2 separate regions of the Homo sapiens genome follow, and region 2 is linked to region 1. A link is an interaction called in ENCODE POLR2A ChIA-PET data of the cell type or tissue named here. Cell type or tissue: OCI-LY7. All regions are shown on one strand.

The links. Peaks named below come from ENCODE experiments on the same cell type or tissue, not always from the same donor. Only the 100,000 strongest peaks of a DNase experiment are listed, where the experiment ranks them.
Region 2: POLR2A ChIA-PET joins it to region 1 with 5 read pairs; 3 of 35 experiments call an interaction of 5 or more read pairs at or near these places.

Annotation. Positions count from the first base shown.
Region 1 is chr6:136,589,058-136,597,057 of GRCh38, reverse strand. MAP3K5 (mitogen-activated protein kinase kinase kinase 5) reads left to right here. Exons shown (of 30, transcript NM_005923.4): 22 at 4,444-4,621; 23 at 4,717-4,885. Among named protein-coding and RNA genes, the nearest start is that of MAP3K5-AS1, 36 kb to the left of the region's middle. RefSeq lists an enhancer at 2,410-2,569. In OCI-LY7, no CTCF peak of the experiment used is centred here; a DNase peak (open chromatin) is centred at 3,017.
Region 2 is chr6:136,838,746-136,846,745 of GRCh38, reverse strand. PEX7 (peroxisomal biogenesis factor 7) reads right to left here. Exons shown (of 10, transcript NM_000288.4): 4 at 1,054-1,131; 5 at 565-673. Among named protein-coding and RNA genes, the nearest start is that of PEX7, 20 kb to the right of the region's middle. In OCI-LY7, a CTCF peak has its summit at 516 (motif pointing left); a DNase peak (open chromatin) is centred at 515.

The sequences.
Region 1 (8,000 bases):
AGAGGAGGGCTTCTTAATACCTGGCAAGATATCAGCAGTAAGGCTGCCTGTGACTGGAAATCCTGCCAGGCTCCTCTCTTGCAGCCTGGGGTCCCAATCACTCACGTGTATGAGCTTATGTTCGAGGAACTTGTAACCTCTGTGATATCTGGAAACTGTCACCGTGCTCCCCTGGAAATAGTTACACTTGAGCTTCTTCCCATTTACAGTGACACAGAAAGGCACTACGCATTCTCACTTGCCTGGAAATCGTCATAACTTAAGAAGGTAGAAATCTCAGGCGTGGATTTGATCATATTTCCACCACAAACGTATAAAGCAAACTGTCTCAGCACCACCTGTCTTGCTCTTTCCACCCCTTACAATAGAGAAAACATCCATTTTCCTACAGAAGGCCAATCCCTCACAGATGAGTTCTGGCTCCTGTGGAGCCCCCGTGACTCCTCCAGCTTCTGCCTCTCCCAGTGAGTTCCATATACACATGCTCTAATGTCTTTTGTCCTAAACCCGTCCTTCCCCTGATCTACAAATGGCCTCACTGGCTGACACCACCACCTTTTTTTGCCCCACATCACAGCTTCCCGTCTTGAAGTACAGTGTCTCCAGATCTCCACCTCTTCCTTCCCACCCATGTAGCGTCTCCCCTTCCACGCGATCACTGGGCCTGCTCTGGCCAAGATCTAATGAGATCTCTTTAGCCAAATCCAACAAGTGCCTTTCTCAACCTACTCAACTTCTCAGTGGCTCTCAGCCTGGATGACTGTTCTCTCTTACTTTCGCCCTCTCCTGTGTGGGCTTCCATGACACCCCATTTTCTCTGTTTTCCTCCAACCTCATGGCTGCTCCTTGTCATTCTCCTTGGCTGCCTGTTCATCCCCTTCTTTTCCTCTAAATATTGGCATTCTTAAGGGCCGGGTCTATGCTGTCTTTTTATCTTTCCCCAAATTATGTCATCCTTTACTTTAAATACCATCTCCAGCCAGGTAGGCTGCTGAGGTTCTATCTAGCCCAGTCTTCTGAGCTCCAGACTCATATCCAATTGCTTTTTTCTTTTTTAGATGGAGTCTTGCTGGCGGCTGGAGTGCAGTGGCATGATCTTGGCTCACTGCAACTTCCGCCTCCTGGGTTCAAGCAATTCTCCTGCCTCAGCCTCCTGAGTAGCTGTCACTACAGGCACACACCACCATGTCAGGCTAATTTTTGTATTTTTAGTAGAAGCGAGGTTTCACCATGTTGGTGTCTTGAACTCCCAACATGAGATAATCCTCCTGCCTCAGCCTCCCAAAGTGCTGGGATTACAGCCGTGAGCCACCGCGCCCAGCCGCCCAATTGCCGTCTTCATTTTTCAAACTGAACTGTCAAATAACACCCCTTATCCACTAAAAAGAACTTTCCTTTTTGGCCTGTATTATTTCTCATCTTAGAATATAAGTACGATATGCATCCATTCAGTTTCTTAGGCCAGAATTCTACTTTGGAGTCATTTTTGATTCTTCCTTTTCACACTCTTCACTCCAGTCCATCAGCAACTCCTGCTGGCTACCTGACATATAGTAGATGATCCACAACTGTATGTTGGATGAATGAATGCATGTGCCTAATAGAGAAGGGGACTCAATCTAGAATCAGGTTCACTCATTTAAAATCAAGCAGGCCGGGTGCGGTGGCTCAACACCTGTAATCCCAGAACTTTGGGAGGCCGAAGCAGGTGGATTACTTGATGTCAGGAGTTTGAGACCAGCCTGGCCGACATGGCGAAACCCTATACAAAAATTAGCCAGGGGTGGTGGCACATGCCTGTAATCCCAGCTACTTGGGAGGCTGAGGCAGGAAAATCACTTGAACCTAGGAGGCGGAGGTTGTAGTGAGCCAAGATCATGCCACTGCACTCCAGCCTGAGCAAAATAGTGTGACTCTGTCTCAAAAATAAAATAAAATCAAACCGAGGAGGGAATCAGGGCTCTGCACATAGAACATGCAGAATATCTGTAAGTCCCTTTATTTCCTTAACGAGCCATAGTGACAGGCACTCGGTTCCATCCTTAAGCATATACAGTTTTACCTCATTAGGCCTCCTTTTAGGCAGTCGGTAGTCACAGCAACGTTAAAATTCACAGGCGTGACACAAGTCCTCTCATTACTGGATAATCAAACCACATGATATGACCAAAAAGCCAAAATACAGGATAATTCAAGTCCTTACTCCTTCTCTTCTTTAGATACACATACATTTACCACACACACACACACACACAAACACGGAAACACACGATAGGAATCCCTCATCTTGTACTCTTCTAGTCTAGTCTGTACTAGTCTCTTTACTCCCAAGAAACAACAATTTTGTCTTTGAAATATGAATGATGCACACCTCCGTTTCTGAGTGTGGCATGCATCTCATAAAAATGGGCTGGTGAAGAAACTCACCAAGTCTGAAGGATCAGCAGTGAGTTCCACTGCAGGGCTTGTATCCCTTCTTGTAAAGAGATCAGCTACTCAGTCAAGCCAAGAGCTCTTCTTCAGCTGTATTCTTCCATCAGTAACATTTAACTTTAGGGACTTGACATCTCATAGCAGTGAAACTCTTTCTCCCAAGCAGCTATTTTTTTCTGTTCTAAAGTCCGTTCCCCCCAAATAGCGAGATGTTGACTCTAAAGTGAAACAAGGCACACTATAGACCTTGACCTTCCCCAGGAATGACTCAAAAGCAGTTTGGTGTTTGGGCCCCCCTTCAAACCTTTCTTCTCTCAGACAACCTTACTATTACCAGCAAGGAAGAGGTCACCCATTTCCTTTCTGCTGTAGCAGCACTGCCCAAAATATGGTCCGTGAAATGCTAGGCCCATGAGCTGCTCCAGAATATGTGGAAACAATACATGCCAGGCATTTCCCCTGCCATATATCATTTGCATACTGGTACTTAATTGGTCAATTCAGCAACTCTTTGTGGCTTCCTCTTGCTTCCTGCCTTCTAGTGATTCAGCTACAGAACTATTTAAATAACAGCAGATAAGTCAACCAATTCATCCTGGGGAGACTTTCCAGTTACTGACCAGTAAGGTGGTTTCCCCCGAGGTCAGCTGTTCCTGAAAGCTGTATGTACTTCCGTCTTTCTCGCTACAGCTGAAACCAATGTCATGAGTCCCCTATCCTTGAGATCAGGGCAGTTGATTCAGTTCAGCCCAAGAGGAATTAAGTAAGAAGGAGATTCCAGGCAACAGTGGATTTCCTTTTCTATAATTTTATACCTTCATTCTTTATTAAAATGCTTTTGTAGCATTAGGATGTGTGTTTGATAAAGATGTTTCTGGCAAAAACCACTTTCTTTTTTTTTTTTTTTTTTGCATATCTGTCCATAGGATAGATCATGGACAGTATTTTATTGTGATTCAGATACCCGTTTCTCTCATTAGGAGTGAGGCTGAGAAGTTTTATATACATTTGGGAGCTTTTTGTGTTTTTCTTTCTGTGAACTGTTCAGGCATACATATACAGAGACTGACTAGCTGTCCTCCAGACCTGTTTCCTTTTCCTTCTGGGGTTTCCCAGCCTCCTGGCAAGTAACTGTGGCTGGTGGACTGAGGCTTGGGCAATGGATGGTGGGCCCGAGTGGCAACTCACCCAAGCATGATTCATAAAAACTTCCTATGAGATCCTCCTACTCTTTCTTCCCCATCTGCTGGAAAGATGTTGACACCCAGAGCAACCTATGAAGCTTTCTTTAAAACCAATGTTTGAGGAAATATAGGCAACTCCACTGTCTTATTCTCCATCCAAATAAAGAAGCAGCTCATGTCTACTAGAGAATCATAGTATCTGAGAACCAGGACAGACCTAAGAGATCATCTAGTCCATCTGTTTCCAAAATTTGTTTTCAGTGATGAATCCTTTTTTATATGAATCCTTAAGCAGAACTGTGATATATGACAGTCAGCATATTTTCTCTGGTTTCAGGTATAACAGGATTGGAACCTGTGGTCTAGACCTACAGCATCCCACTCACTCATCCCAACCAAGGCAGCCCCAAGATGCTAATGGAGACACTTAAGCCCCTGAAGAACAGGCTTAAAGATTATCAATCTGACCCTGAATTTGATAAATATGAAAACTGAGACCCATAAATAGAAATAATTAGTAGTCAGTAAAAATGAGGGGATCAGACCCTCAGTAGACCCACTGAACTTGGGCTTCCTTGACTGTTTTGGTACCCCAGAGATATCCCTCCCAGGGCCTGGGAGGCCCTTTCCTGGCTACCCTGCTGTATGGGTTATGCTGAGCAAGGGAGGCAGTCATAACACATGACCGTTCCCTTACATAGCATAATTATGCTGCTCATTGCAACAAGATATTTGACAAAGAATATGGCCTCTTTCAATGGGTGTTTCAGTATGTGTACATTTTTTAAAGTGTCAATTATCTTTTCCCTCCTCTCATCACAAGCAGAATATCTCAGGAGTATATCCTTGCCGGTACCTGTGCTGGTGGAGGACACCAGCAGCAGCAGTGAGTACGGCTCAGTTTCACCCGACACGGAGTTGAAAGTGGACCCCTTCTCTTTCAAAACAAGAGCCAAGTCCTGCGGAGAAAGAGATGTCAAGGGAATTCGGACACTCTTTTTGGGGTAAAGACCTGACTTACTTGGGGTGAGAGAAGTGTGTTGTTAAGTGTGTCATTTTATAAAGGGAACTGTGATTTATGCTGCATAAATTTTCTCAGCATTCCAGATGAGAATTTTGAAGATCACAGTGCTCCTCCTTCCCCTGAAGAAAAAGATTCTGGATTCTTCATGCTGAGGAAGGACAGTGAGAGGCGAGCTACCCTTCACAGGATCCTGACGGAAGACCAAGACAAAATTGTGAGAAACCTAATGGAATCTTTAGCTCAGGTAAATCCTCTCCCAGGTGCTTCATTTCCCAAAGGTTACATATTTTATCTGTGTCCTAACCGCCTGCAGCTGTCACAGATGATGTGAAAGGCAAGAGGAACCTGTAGTGATCATCATGATAAACCTACCCCACAGGAAAAAAGAAGGCAAACCCTATGGTAGGGAATATATTAATATGAAAATAGGGAAATGATTTTTTCATTGCATTTTTGAACATAAGCTATTTTTAAGTCAGAAGCAAATTTTTCACATTGGTGACATTCCAAATAGCCCCTACAAGCCTCTTTTACTCTTCATTCATTTGTTTATTCATTCCATCAATAAACACACATTAAGCCATGTGAGTTGCTAATTCTGACATTAGCATGAGGCTACCTGCCAGTCGCTCCTCTCAGCATTTGGGAAACATCAGCAAATACAACAGAACCCCTGAGCTTGTAAGGTTATATTTAAAAGGAGGGTGAAGGGCAAAGGGAAGTAAATTGTAGTGAGTCTTCACTTAATGTAGTTGATAAGTCCTTGGAAACTGTGACTGAAGCAAAATTACATATAACCAAACCAGTTTTGCCGTAGACTAATTGACATAAACAAGAGTTAAGTTCCTATGGCATATTTCTGGTCACAAAAACATGACCAAACTCCTAAATAAAGACTAAAACACTTCTAATATTCTACATTGAAATAAATGTGAACTCTATATACATTTAAGAAAGATGAATAAAAACAAGATAACTATCTACCCAGTTCAAGGCCATGGGTGGCCAGAGCCTATTCTGGCAGCTCAGTACCAGGCGGGCACCCGCCCTGGAAAGGACACTATTCCACTGCAGGGTACATACACACACACACCCACACTGAGACCACGTAGACACACAAATGAACCTAACGTGCACATCCTTGGGATGCGGAGGAAACTATATGTATTAGTCTGTTCTCATGCTACTAATAAAGACATACCTGAGACTGGGTAATTTATAAAGGAAAGAAGTTTAACTGATTCACAGTTCCACATGGCTGGGGAGGCCTCACAATCATGGTGGAAGGTGAATGAGGAGCAAAGTCACATCTTACGTGGCGGCAGGCAAGAGAGCTTGTGCAGGGGAATTCCCATTTGTAAAACCATCAGATCTCATGAGACTTATTCACTATCATGAGAACATCACAGGAAAGACCCACCCCCATGATTCAGTTACCTCCCACTTGGTCCCTCCCATGACACATGGGGATTATGGGAGCTACAATTCAAGATGAGATTTGGGTGGGGACACAGCCAAACCATATCACCAGAGTACCCCAGGTAAGGCCACACAGACATTGAGAAAATGTGCAAATTTGCCAGGTGTGATGGCTCATGCCTGTAATCCCAGCACTTTGGGAGGCTGAGGCGGGTGGATCACGAGGTCAGGAGATCGAGACCATCCTGGCTAACACGGTGAAACCCCATCTCTACTAAAAATACAAAAAATTAGCCAGGCGTGATGGCGGGCGCCTGTAGTCCCAGCTACGTGGGAGTCTGAGGCAGGAGAATGGCGTGAACCCTGGAGGCGGAGCTTGCAGTGAGCTGAGATCGCGCCACTGCACTCCAGCCTGGGCGACAGAGGGAGACTCTGTCTCAAAAAAAAAAAAAAGAAAAAGAAAAGAAAATGTGCAAACTCCACACAGACAGTGGCCCCTACCAGGAATCAATTCTTTTTTTTCTCATCAAGGTTAGAAGGAAACAACATTGGGCAAAACAGTGTTATTTGAGGATCTGCTGTATGTAATAGTTTAGAAGGCCATATGTACTCTGAAGAAAACAAAAGCTTGTCAGTGAACCTATCATTCCTTGGTATAATAGTTTGCTAGGGCTGTGTTTTAGTCCATTTTCTGTTGCTATAATAGAATACATGAGACTCAGTAATTTATAAAGAAAAGAGGTTTATTTGGGCTCATGGTTCTGGAGGCTAGGAAGTCCAAGATCCAGTGGCCCATCTGCATCTGGTGAGGGCCTCATGCTGCTTCAACTCGTGGTAGAAAGTAGAAAGGCAGTGGGGCTTGAGTGGAAAAAAGAGAGAGACAAGGAGAGCCAACTGGCTTTATGACATCTTGCTTTCCTGAGAACTAACCCAGTCTGTTGAGAACTACATTAACTGCATTAATCCCTTCATGAGCCTCATGACCCAAATGCCTCTTTAAAGACTCTGCCACCTCTCAGTATCATTACATTGGCTATTAAAGTTCAACATGAATTTTGACAGGACAAATCACATCCAAACCAGGGCAAGCAACCATAACAAACTGTCACATACTGGGTGGCTTACACAACAGAAATGTATTTTCTCACAGTTCTGGAGGCTGAAAGTCCAGGATCAAGGGGTTGGCAGGTTTGGTTTCTCCTGAGGCCTATCTGCTTAGCTTGCAGATGGCCACCTTCTTATTATCATGTGCTCATATGGCCTTTTCTGGTGCACTTGCAGCCCTGGTGTCTCTTCCTCTTCTGATACGGACACCAGAAACATCAGTTCAATTGGATTAGGGCCCCACCCTTACGACCTCACTTAGTCCTAATTATCCCTTTTGAGGCCCTGTCTCCAAATATATCCCATTGAGTGTTAGGGCTTCAACATACGAATTTGGAGGACACAGAACCATAATACCTGGGAAAATGTGTTCCCTGGAATTCTGTGTACAAACACAAGGAAGAATCCCCTTCCCAAATATGCACCAGGAGAAAAATGGATTTCCCTCAGCCCCAAGCTTCTTGTGGATACAACCTCCCACAGACACACTCAGTCCCTGGTATGACACTTCTCATCCTCTTTTAGTTCAATGGGTACTGGGAACTCATCTACCTGCCTCCCTTGCCGTGGCCTCTACCTGTCCTTCATGATCACTGTGGACTACTGCACATAGCTTCTTCCCTCCCTGTGTCCTGAGGAAATAGCTGCAAAAAAAGGTTGGGGCTAGAGGAGTCTAGCCAAGTTTTTAAAGTCTCTCAGTACAACAGTTTACCTGTTCTCATCTTTTATTGAGATGTAAATGGAGCAAAGCTCTCTCTTGGCTCTTAGTAAACAATCTCAGCCTGTCTCTGCCTTGAGAAACTCACTGTGCTTCTTTGCTAAACATTTTATCGCCT
Region 2 (8,000 bases), 250 kb before region 1:
CAATGATAGACTGGATCAAGAAAATGTGGCACATATACACCATGGAATACTATGCAGCCATAAAAAAGGATGAGTTCATGTCCTTTGTAGGGACATGGACAAAGCTGGAAACCATCATTCTGAGCAAACTATTCCAAGGACAGAAAACCAAACACCGCATGTTCTCACTCATAGGTGGGAAGTGAACAATGAGAACACTTGGACACAGGATGGGGAACATCACACACCGGGGCCTGTCATGGGGTGGGGGAAGGGGGGAGAGATAGCATTAGGAGATATATCCAATGTAAATGATGAGTTAATGGGTGCAGCACACCAACATGGCACACATGCACACACATGTAACAAACCCGCACGTTGTGCACATGTACCCTAGAACTTAAAGTATAATAATAAAAATAAAAAAATAAAAATAAAAAAAGAAGTAAAGTCTTAAGAACACAAAAGAATAGTAATATTCTCCTGTTTTCTCTCTGAAGCTAAGGTACACAGCGCCACCTAATGGTAAAAACAAGGCCACCATTCACTACAAGTAAGGCTTTTGGTAAATACAGAATAATTTACCTGAGGCTGAAGCAAAACAACCAGGGATGTGGGGAGACCAGATTGTGCTATAAATAATACTTTCATGGCCTCTAAAGGTGCACAGAGACTTTCCAACAGTTGGATCCCACTACAAATAAATGAATAGATCAATTACTTGAGGGATAAATTCAAATTTATGCTTTTACATATACTACATACACCAATAAACTATATACATTTATATATATGCATACAATATATATACAGATCTCAAGGATTTTTAAAGATCTGTTTTGATATAAAGCAAGACTGTATTTAAGGGCCAAACTAATGCTGAGCTAACTATTAGTTCACAGCCAAAAGATTAGAAAATTTTAAGTTCTAATAAGTGTTTTAATTTTTTTTTTAAAAGAAAGCTCAGCTGTCGAATCATAGAGCTACAGAAGTATGTTGGAAAAAGAGAAGAAAATTTAGTGGAAGCTCTAGAGAAGGGAATATTCGTTTTTGAATACAATAATGCTAACATACCAATTTGACAGTTTGATCCCATGAGCCAGACACCACAAGCTGTTCACCTCTGGTTTGGCTCCAATCAACACTATACACCTAAAAACATTGAAAAGTGTTTAGAAAGCAAAAGACCATCAAGTTCAACATTGCATTTTATCTCTTGTTACATAACAATGAGAGGCAGAACAACTAATTTACTATGTCAAAACATCAAATAATTCCTATCCATCTCAACAAGGTGTCTGAGAAATGAAAAGTTGATCTTGTCCATTCCTCCAGACTTATTCCTTACAGATAAGACTCCATTCTGCTTTCACAGAATTCTACAGTATACTTCCAAACCTTCTTCACTAAAACAAATTATACATATTTTAAAACCTACCAACAAATCACTGTTTGCAGCCCCACGAAGAAATGTCAAAGCAGATTAGAAAGTTAGTCATCTAAAAAAGCTTGCTGGGTCAATGTTTATTGGAAAGCATTAAAATTCAATTAATATCCCTATCTGGCCTTTCTTAGAAAAAGCTTGCAGGAACCAGGTGATCCTTCCAGATCTCTTGGTAAACAGTTTTAGTTATCCAATGCTGCTATTCTAAAGTATATGCTTCACTGCTCTCAGTGAACCATTTCAAATGAACTACTTGAAAACTTTTGGAAATGTTTTCATTCTTTCATTTTATACAACAGATTATACACAGATCACTGCTGTAAACTAAGTTCAACAAAATATGTGCATAATTATACTTTATGAAATTAGTCCTGACAAGGACCTGAGTATATGCCATTGGTATATCACATTGGTGATCAGCCAGCAGGTTACTTTGAATCTTACTACTCTCTCCCACATATACGTAGGAAGTATGAGTATCTGGGCTTAAGCCGCTTACATGTGGGTTACTTTCTCTCTGCTGCCCAGTACTATATTGAGCCATGTTGGAGGCTGAGGAAAAAAAACATCAGTAATACTGATCCCGTCACTTATAGGTGGAATCTAAAAAAGTCAAACTTAGAGAAACATACAGTAGAGTAGTGTTTGCCAGGGGCTGGGGGTGGGGGAAATGGGGATATGTTGGTCAAAGGATACAAACTTTTAGTTATAAGATGAATAATTTCTAGAGATTCAATGTACACCATGGTAACTATTATAAATAATAATGTATTACTGAATACTTGAAATTTGCTGAGAGTAGATCTGAAATGTTCTTATCTCACACACAAGAAAATGGTAACCATTCAAGTGATGGATATGTTAATTAGCTTGACTGTAGGAATCATTACTCAAGATATATTTAGATCAAAACCCTAAGCTGTACAACTTAGATTTTTCTTTTTTTTTTTCCAAAACAGGGTCTTGCGCAGTCGCCCAGGCTGGAGTGCAGTGGGCACAATCTCAGCTCACTGCAGCGATGACCTCCTGGGCTCAAGCGGTCCTCCCACACCTCAGCCTCCTAAGTAGCTGGAGTCACGCTTGCGTGCCACCACACCCAGCTAATTTTTTTCTTATTTTCTGTAGAGACAGTGTCTCACCATGTTCCCCAGGCTGGTCTCAAACTCCTAGGCTCAAGCAGTCCTACCGCCTCAGCCTCCCAAAGTGCTAGGTTTACAGGCATGAGCCACCGTGCCCAGCCTACAAATTTTTATTTGCCAATCATAATAAACCTGGAAAAAAGTTTAATAAAATTAATATTAAGCTTCAAAAAAAGTAAAATATCGATATTTTGTTCATAATGGGTTTTTTGCATTAATTTTTATTTTTAAAAACATTAACAAATTATCTTGATTATCAAGTTTTTTGGGGCCCCCTTAAATTGTGTACCTAGAGTGAGTGCCTCACACATTCTACCCTAGTCCTGGCCCTGCCTCTGCCCATATTCACGCAAAAGACAGAAGAGTAGTTGGAACACTAAAGGAAGCACAATCCAGCAACAGACAGCAGCTATAAAAGGAATAGAAGGGCCAGTGAAAACCAAAGAGCTGCTGTGGCCATCTGTTAGTTATGGATAGAAAAAAGGCTGGTTTGGAAGCAATCACTGAAGATCTTGAGAGCTAAAGAGTTTGATTTTATCCTCTAAATTTCGCCTACAAAGGACCATATAGTAAATGGTAAGTTTCTTCAAAAAAGGTACATTTCTTCTATAAAGGGCCATATGGTAAATACTTTAGATTTTACAGGCTATTTGGTCACTGTCACAACTACTAAACCCAGCTCTTATAGCACACACCAAGCAGCCATAGTCAATACCGAATGAATGCGCATGGCTTGATTCCAAAAAAACTTTATTTGTAAATCTAACTGCAGGCCAGATTTGGTCCTGGTCCACATGACGTAGTTTGCCAACCCCTGCTCTAGGCTGATGTAAACAGTCAAAAATAAAAATAGCAAACCTTTATTGAACACTCTGAGTGTCAGATCCTGTTCATAAGCACTTTATGTATTTTATTTCATTTAATCTTCATTTATATGAAGTAGATACTATATCAAGGCCCAGAGAGGTTAAGTAACTTGTCCAGAGTCCCAAAGCTAGTAAGGTGCAGATATGAAATCTGAACGTGGGCAGCCTAATTGCAGAGTCCACTTTTAATCGCAATGTGAGGCTATCTGTACAGCATGCTACTTGAGGGCACTGTTGAATCAGAACTTCTTGGCTACCTTAAGCCATGATATCAAGGAACTAAAGCTCTACCCCTGCTGGTTTCACCCTTTACTGGAGCTACATTTGGGCCTAGATTGATTCCACTGTGTTTTCATGAATTACCTATACACAGATCTTAAAGCCCCTCTCCACTTGTGAATTTCCATTTATCCATCAAGACGTGCCCCATTACATCCCTTACGAAATAAGCCTCCCCTGATAAGTCCTTCAATGAGTCATATGCTGCCTTCAACAGCAGCTCACACCTACTTCTAACTCAGCATTTACCATATTTTATTTACTAAAAAGAATGTTACATAACTCACATACCTGCTAGATTTTGGAGACTCCTAATGAGCAAAACATCTTGTACATCTATGTTCATCACAGTAAAATAGGCACTCAAACATTGGTTAAAATAATTTAACCAATTAAATTTTTCTTTACAACCTGAATCACTGCTAGGTAGGTACAGAGAACTACTAAGTAAATACTCATCATCAGCTCAGACTCCACTGCCTCCACACATTTCCAGTGTGATGCAGCAGGTGACACCTTATGACTACTCACCTTCTAAAACTGCAGGAGCCTCCACCGGCTCAAGAGAATCCAGCCTGAATCAACATCAAAGATAGAAGGTAAGAAAACCATGCTGATGGCATTGTTGCTGTCAGCTGTCTTCTGTTGCACAACCAAGTAGCAAGCATTAGGTCTCTATGACAGAGCTAAAGATAGGACACACATGGTGGTGAAGTTAAAAATGGGATCATAAAGAAGGAAATAGGCTGAGTGTGGTGGCTCACGCCTGTAATCCCAGCACTTTGGGAGGCCAAGGCGGGCAGGTCACTTGAGGCCAGGAGTTCAAGACCAGCCTGGCCAACATGGTGAAACCCCGTCTCTACTAAACATATAAAATTTAGCCAGGTGTGATGGCAGGCACCTGCAGTCTCAGCTACTCAGGAGGCTGAGGCAGGAGAATCGCTCCCAGGAGGTGGAGGTTGTAGTGAGCCAAGATTGTGCCACTGCACTTTAAGCTGGGTGACAGAGTGAGAACCTGTCTCAAAAAAAAAAAAAAGAAAAAGAAAAGAAAGGCAACTCAATACTATGTTTAAAATATTAGGACATGGGAAAGGAACTAACAGATCAGGAGACTGTGTGGGTTTTTTTTTTTAATTTAAAAAAAGAGTAATTACACCAGGCACGGTGGCTCATGCCTGTAATCCCAGCACTTTGGGAGGCCGAGGCAGGAGGACCGCTTGAGGCCACGAGTTCGAGACCAGCCTGGAAAATATGGCGAGACCCCCGTCTCTATAAAAAATTTTAAAAATTAGCCAGGTGTGGTGACCTATAACAGTAGTCCCAGCTACCCAGGAGGCTGGGGTGGGAGGATGGCTTGAGCCCACAAGGTCAAGGTCAAGACAGCAGTGAGCAGTGATCACGCCACTGCATTCCAGCCTGGGTAGCAGAGAAAGACCTTGTCTCAAAAACAAAACAAAACAAACTATAAACATAAGTACAAAAGGGGTGCTTGGATGGAAATTCAGCTTCGTGCTCAGAAGAGAAAGACTGAGGCAGGGCCCTGAGGGCTGGCTAAAATGTCAATAGGCAAAAAGCAGAGGTGAAACAGTAACCAGAAAACTTCCTCAAACACATAAATGGGAATATACAGCACCCTAGGGATCGGGGGTAGTGAACACTGCAAGATAACACCAAGGTTTTGTGCCTGAGGACTGTCAGTGATGGCAGCATTAACAAAAGTGAAAGACTGGAGGAAGGAAAATAATGTAATTTTATATATACTGAGTTTGAGGTGACAGCAAGACAGGGTTTGGGCATTAACCTCAAGCTCTGAAAAAAGTTCACAGCCAGAGAGATGTTTGAGAAACAGCTGAAAAGGGAAGAATGAATTCCATTATCCCAACTTCAATCAATTCACTCATCTATTCAACAAATATTTATTGAGCACCTACTATGTACTAGGCACGGGGGGAAAGGAGGTTACAATTTTAGATAAGACCAGCCCCCATGGATCTTATATTTTAGCAGCAGCAAACATGCTATAAATAAATGTATAATTTCAAGTTGCAATTTTTTTAAAAACTACAAAGAAAAAGCAGAGTAAGGAGAACAGAAAATAATGACAAGGGCAGGGGGTCACTTCTCAACAAAATGGCCAGGAAAGACCTCTCTGTGCAGAGACTTGAGTGCAGTTAAAGACTGAACTCTGCAGACCCGAGATGAAAGGCTCAGGTTACAGAGAACAGGGAAAGACCTTAACAGGGAACAAGCTTGCCAGATTCAGGGAAGAGCAAGGTTGAATAGCTGGGAGGGATAAGATCCTAAAGGGCTATGGCTAAGAATTTGTCTATGATTTCTCTTAAGAGGTTACAACCATCAACCATAAGTTACCACTTAGATTATAACATCCTTCTAACTGCTCTCCCCATCCATTTTTGTTTACCTCCAATCCATTATCCACACTGCATAAAAAGTAATCTTTAGAAAATACAAATTAAATGTCACTCCCCTGTGCAAAGCCTTTCAGTGGTTTCACACTATATGTAGCTCCAACTTAGCATCTTCGCTCAACATTATGTGAGATTCATCCATGCTGATTCTTACTACCCAAAGGTCAAAATCATGCAAAACTATGCATGACTTAGGGATGCATACATATGTAGTAAAAATAGAAAGAAAAGCAAAAAATATATAAATAGAAAATTCAGGCTAGTGGTTACTCCTGGGAAGAAGCGAGGAAGAAAAAAAAGCAGAGAGAAGAACGATAAGACTAGAAAGGGTAAGCAGGGGACGCTAATGGTATAGGTAATGTTTCATTTCTTAAGCTAGATGGTGAATATGTGTGTTCAATATACCATTTTTACATCTTACATGTATTTTATAATGTATAAAATATTTCATTGATTTTTAAAATCTGCAATGTCTTTCCACTGATCTTGGCACAATGGCCAAAACGCTGACAGCTCTAAGCACACAGGCTCTATCCTCTCTGGTCAAGCATGCTCTTTCATTTGCCTCTAACACTACTACCCTGGCCTCTCCACTTGAATAATTCATTCCAACTTCCCCTTTAGACCAAAGGATGCCCTCCCTGCCCCTTCCCCAGACAAATCCTCCCTTCCCATAACACTGCATACATTCACAGCGCTTACCACATTAGACATTAGACAACCAGAATCCTGCCTCCCCAGACAGTGCAAGGACCCCAGGAGGGTAAGGGCATGCCTAAGGTGTTTTGTCTTCCCAGCTAGCCTGGTACAGTATCTTGCACACAGTAGAGTTAATAAAAGTTTCTGGAATGAATGAAGGAAAAGAGAAACAAATCTGAATGAAAAGCACATCTTCTATTAGTCTCCTCTTCCATCTCTTCCTTATTCCCAACCTCCCCGTCCACACCCACTCAAATAGTGGGCATGGCAAATGGTCAAATTAAATATAAAAAGGAAGAGAGATATGCAGTGCCTGACTTTATGCTTTAAGAGCAGGGTCCTCTAGAGGCCTATCTGATTAAATTACTCTTGGCAGTGGTGAAGAAAATTAACCAGGAAAATGGGAAAAGAAAAAAACCCACCGCACAATGTTTTGTGCTGCTTTATGAAATCTGAACCTCATCAAAACCACAGTTTGAGAGGACAAATTTTATTACTGAAACCAATTCCCAAAGAGCTCATATTTAATCTACTGTAAAGCATTGCCCTTTTTAAGTTGGTCTACTTAATTAAAAATTGTCAAATAAAAAACTATGTCCAGAATTTTTATTATTATCTGTATGAATACAAAGGAAAGGGTCACTGACTTTTAATTACTGAGTGATTAGAAAGGGCTATATATTTCTTTTAAGGTGAAACTTAAATTTTCTCTTTTTTTTCTCTTTTGAGACAGGATCTCACTCTGTTACCCAGGCTGGAGTGCAGTGCCACGAACGAGCACAGCTCACTGCAGCCTCCACCTTCTGGGCTCAATTGATCCTCCCACCTCAACCTCCCGGGTAGCTGGGACCACAGGTGCACACCACAACACCAGCTAATTTTTTAATTTTTTGTAGAGACAGGGTTTTACCATGTTACCCAGGCTGGTCTCTAAATCCTGGGCTCATGTAATCCCCCTGCCTAGGCCTTCCAAAGTGCTGGAATTACATGCATGAGCCACCATACCCAGCCCTGAAACTTAAATTTTCAGGTTTTTTCATTACGGAAATTTTAAAACATGCATAAAAGTAGAGAGAATAGTATAATAAACCCCCAGGCACCCATTACACACCTTCCATAATAATCAACATGTTGCCCATCATGTTTCTTCTGTCCCATTACTGAC